2 separate regions of the Mus musculus genome follow, and region 1 is linked to region 2. The links are chromatin loops, found by intact Hi-C in ENCODE. Cell type or tissue: heart. All regions are shown on one strand.

The links. Peaks named below come from ENCODE experiments on the same cell type or tissue, not always from the same donor. Only the 100,000 strongest peaks of a DNase experiment are listed, where the experiment ranks them.
Region 1: a loop joins it to region 2, with 2.7 times the contacts of the local background. A loop is called at or near these places in 4 of 42 quality-filtered maps.

The regions. Positions count from the first base shown.
Region 1 is chr10:111,506,529-111,509,028 of GRCm38, forward strand. It overlaps Phlda1 (pleckstrin homology like domain, family A, member 1), which reads left to right. Exons shown (of 2, transcript NM_009344.3): 1 at 1-1,120; 2 at 1,532-2,121. The coding sequence ends at 1,094. Among named protein-coding and RNA genes, the nearest start is that of Phlda1, 1.5 kb to the left of the region's middle. In heart, CTCF peaks have their summits at 40 and 1,108 (motif pointing right); DNase peaks (open chromatin) are centred at 3 and 1,043; H3K4me3 peaks cover 2,500 bases; H3K27ac peaks cover 2,500 bases.
Region 2 is chr10:111,771,529-111,774,028 of GRCm38, forward strand. No RefSeq gene overlaps it. Among named protein-coding and RNA genes, the nearest start is that of Gm30624, 88 kb to the left of the region's middle. In heart, no CTCF peak of the experiment used is centred here; no DNase peak of the experiment used is centred here.

The sequences.
Region 1 (2,500 bases), 260 kb before region 2:
GCCGCGAGGGGCCCCGGCCAGTGCCCTTCAGTGAGCGCTCGCCGGAGGACGGCAGAGAGCAGCCCGCTCACGGCTCCGGGATCTTGTGGCGAGTCAGGACGCGCCTGTCCCTCTGCCGGGACCCCGAGCCACCGCCGCCGCCGCCACCGCTCTGTCTCCTGCGAGTCAGCCTTCTCTGCGCGCTCCGGGCGGGCGGCCGCGGAAGCCGCTGGGGCGAGGACGGCGCAGGGCTGCTACTGCTACCCCCAGCCGGAGCGTCTGGAAGCCTGAAGGCCGAGCGGAGCAGCAGCACCCCTTATGCCGGAAGGATGCTGGAGAACAGCGGCTGCAAGGCGCTGAAGGAAGGAGTGCTGGAAAAGCGAAGCGACGGGCTGCTGCAGCTCTGGAAGAAAAAGTGCTGCATCCTCACCGAGGAAGGGCTACTGCTCATACCGCCCAAGCAGCTACAACAGCAGCAGCAGCAGCAACAGCCCGGGCAGGGGACGGCCGAACCGTCCCAACCTAGTGGCCCCACCGTCGCCAGCCTTGAGCCACCAGTCAAGCTGAAGGAATTGCACTTTTCCAATATGAAGACTGTAGACTGCGTGGAGCGCAAGGGCAAGTACATGTACTTCACTGTGGTGATGACGGAGGGCAAAGAGATCGACTTTCGGTGCCCCCAGGACCAGGGCTGGAACGCCGAGATCACGTTGCAGATGGTGCAGTACAAAAATCGCCAGGCCATACTGGCGGTCAAGTCTACCAGGCAGAAGCAGCAGCACCTGGTCCAGCAGCAGCCTCCGCAGACGCAGCAGATCCAACCCCAGCCCCAGCCGCAGATCCAACCCCAGCCCCAGCCGCAGATCCAGCCTCAACCCCAACCCCAGCCCCAACCTCAGCCCCAACCTCAGCCCCAACCCCAACCCCAACAGCTCCACTCCTACCCGCATCCGCATCCTCATCCTTACTCTCACCCGCACCAGCACCCACACCCGCACCCGCACCCGCACCCTCACCCTCACCCTCACCCGTACCAACTCCAGCACGCGCACCAGCCTCTTCACTCGCAGCCGCAGGGTCACCGGCTTCTCCGCAGCACCTCCAACTCTGCCTGAAGAGGGCGGCACCCGGGCCACTCAAGGTAAGGTCCTGGCAACCTGGGACACCTAGAAACGTGCCAGCATGGCTGTTGGGAAGAGTAGGAAGCTTGTTGACCGATTTCGCTCCCGAAGCAAAGTTTAAAAAAAAAAATCGTTTCAAGTTTCTGGAGAGGTGGAAAGAAGATGGGCAAGCCGGAGCTTGTAGAGGCAGGGCGGGGAGAGAAGAGCCGGAGGAATTCCGCCAGGGAGCAGGGCACGGGGACCACCTACCCACCACCGTGGTGATCACTCTTGTTCAGTGCCATCCTCCTTTGGGCTGCTTTATTGTGTGCCTCCGCACCAACGTAAAGACCTTGGTGTCCTTCTGGGCACTCGGTCCTTTGTACTGGCCGGGAGGGAACAGGGTCTTGACTCCTGAGTCACTCATTTCATTCCGTGTCCTTTCTTTCCAGGTTTTGAGGACTTCGGAAAGTGGGAAGAGTGCATTGCTATTCAGTTCACTTGGATCAAAACCAACAGAGTCTCCCCACCCCGCGCCTGATCAAGTAGTTTGGACTTCACCCGACGGATAACGCGCGCTTGCAGTTCCCTCGTAGTTTTCTGCATAATGTTCATCACAGTTGCAGGAAGCAGATTTTGCGTCGAGATGACTTTATTTATGGACCTTTGGAAGGATCACCTAACGTAATGGACCTTTGTAGGAACAATTTATGTACTGTAATTTTATTTTAATGTTATTTTGGATTATGATTATTTATTAGTTTTTTTATGCCTAATCTAAGACATTTCTGAATGTAGGCCACCTCCTCCCCCTCCTCGCCAAAAAGAAAAAGAAAAAAAGAAAAAAAAAAAAGAAACTTTATTTTCAGAAACAGATTTCTTAGTAAGCCCTGATCTTGGAAGAGAAAAAGGGAAAGGGGTGGTGGAGGGGGGCAAACATGAAAAAAAAATGGGTTCAGTATTCCCAGGACATTCTCATAAAGTCGACTCTTTCATTGTATTTGAAGACGTTGAAATTAAATTCTGATATTACTTTCAGTTTCTAAAGGTCTCTTTTTCATAGACGTGCTATGTAGTGTGTACAGATGTCTCTTTCTAAAGCTGAGTGGGTCAGAGTGTATAATTATGAAAACCTGGTGGTTACAATCCTGCTTTTTCTAGGAAGAAATCAGTATGAATGACACTGGGTTTGAAAACATTTAAATGCTACCCCAGCGGGAAGCCTGAGGCCTGGCTTGGGGGTGTGGTGAGTGGAGTCTGCTGGGGGGTGGGGGGGTTGTAGTGGCTGCATAGGAAACCAAATGTAGAGACCTGGAGCAGAGAGCTGGGCTCGGGTGCCCCGGGGATTCAATCCTAGCACCACAAAATCTCATTTTGATTGTGAGTATTAGTGCTTCCATTTTAAAATTAGGGGGTGCCCC
Region 2 (2,500 bases):
AGAGGTATTTGCTGAATAAACAGAAAGGCAGGAAAGAGAAGTTGGGCTGGAAGGAGATAGAAGGGGGGCAATCATGATCTTAATCTGTGGTACTTTGAGTTGGATTCAGTAGAATCCAAGAGAAGGTAAGGGACACATGTAACTTTAAGGTAAAAACTGGCTGGTAATGTCGGGAGGGAGAATTCTGTGTGACACTCACTGGTCAGAGAATGAGCTTTTTCCACCAGCAGAGAAGGAGCCTTGACTCAGCAGCCCTGCCGGCTGGGAGGAAGAGTTCCAAGTGTGGAAATCTGCCTGCCGTGACTCAGGTGGGCCAGCAGCACCCTTCCATAGATGAGAGCCTCTTCCACAGGTAGAGCCTTTGCAAATGTTCTTATGCAGACACTCATTCTATCCTTCATTACACAAAGCCAAATTTTGCTCACAAGCATTTGAAGTCTCAAACTCATGGGTCTACTTATGTTGACCCACATAAGGGCTTCTTCTGTCTTCTCAAGGGCTTCTTCATACACTAATTTAGTTTATTCTGCCAAGAACACCAAGGATTCTTTACATAGCAAAAGAAGCTGCTCTGTATATGAGGTGAATACTCTGTCAGGTGAAATGAGTTCTCTTTTCTCCCCTTAAGCACATTCTCTAACTTCACAAACTCTGAGGGAAGAGAACTCACTTGAATTTGTTAGAAGGCAGGCTGTTCTTGACTGCAGTGAACCCCAAGCACAGCAGTGACATTTAACCAGCCTTCTCATCCATTGTACGAACTGTCACCCAGTTCATACAGATGCAGATTTTGAGGAAACAAAATGCAGCTGAGGCAGTCTGGGAGACTGGACCATCTTGGAGTAGCCACTTTGAAACTGTCCTGGATGCAGATTTTTTAAAATTTTTTTATTAGGTATTTTCCTCATTTACATTTCCAATGCTATCCCAAAAGTCCCCCATACCCTCCCCCCCCACCCCCCTACTCACCCACTCCCACTTTTTGGCCCTGGCGTTCCCCTGTACTGGGGCATATAGAGTTTGGAAGTCCAATGGGCCTCTCTTTCCAGTGATGGCCGACTTAGGCCATCTTTTGATACATATGCAGCTAGAGTCAAGAGCTCCGGGGTACTGGTTAGTTTATATTGTTGTTCCACCTATAGGGTTGCAGATCCCTTTAGCTCCTTGGGTATTTTCTCTAGCTCCTCCTTTGGGGGTCCTGTGATCCATCCAATAGTGGACTGTGAGCATCCACTTATGTGTTTGCTAGGCCCTGGCATAGTCTCACAAGAGACAGCTATATCAGGGTCCTATCAGCACAATCTTGCTAGTGTATGCAATGGTGTCAGCTTTTGGAGGCTGATTATGGGATGGATCCCTGGATATGGCAGTCTGTAGATGGTCTGTTCTTTTGTCTCAGCTCCAAACTTTGTCTCTGTAACTCCTTCCATGGGTGTTTTGTTCCCAATCCTAAGAAGGGGCAAAATGTCCACACTTTGGTCTTCATTCTTCTTGAGTTTCATGTGTTTTGCAAATTGTAACTTATATCTTGGGTATTCTAAGTTTCTGGGCTAATATCCACTTATCAGTGAGTACATATCATTTGAGTTCTTTTGTGATTGGGTTACCTCACTCAGGATAATGCCCTCCAGGTCCAACCATTTGCCTAGGAATTTCATAAGTTCATTCTTTTTAATAGCTGAGTAGTATTCCATTGTGTAAATATACCACATTTTTTGTATCCATTCCTCTGTTGAGGGGCATCTGGGTTCTTTCCAGCTTCTGGCTATTATAAATAAGGCTGCTATGAACATAGTGGAGCATGTTTCTTTCTTACTAGTTGGAACATCTTCTGGATATATGCCCAGGAGAGGTATTGCAGGATCCTCCGGTAGTACCATGTCCAATTTTCTGAGAAACCGCCAGACTGATTTCCAGAGTGGTTGTACAAGCTTGCAATCCCACCAACAGTGGAAGAGTGTTCCTCTTTCTCCACATCCTCGCCAGCATCTGCTGTCACCTGAACTTTTGATCTTAGCCATTCTGACTGGTGTGAGATGGAATCTTAGGGTTGTTTTGATTTTCGTTTCCCTGATGATTAAGGATGCTGAACATTTTTTCAGGTGTTTCTCAGCCATTCGGTATTCCTCAGGTGAGAATTCTTTGTTTAGCTCTGAGCCCCATTTTTTAATGGGGTTATTTGATTTTCTGGAGTCCACCTTCTTGAGTTCTTTATATATATTGAATATTAGTCCTCTATCTGATTTCGGATAGGTAAAGATTCTTTCCCAATCTGTTGGTGGCCTTTTTGTCTTATTGACCGTGTCTTTTGCCTTACAGAAGCTTTGCAGTTTCATGAGGTCCCATTTCTCAATTTTCGGTCTTACAGCACAAGCCATTGCTGTTCTATTCAGAAAAATTTCCCCTGTGCCCATATCTTCGAGGCTTTTCCCCACTTCCTCCTCTATAAGTTTCAGTGTCTCTGGTTTTATGTGGAAGAGCGGGACTTTTAAAAGCCAAG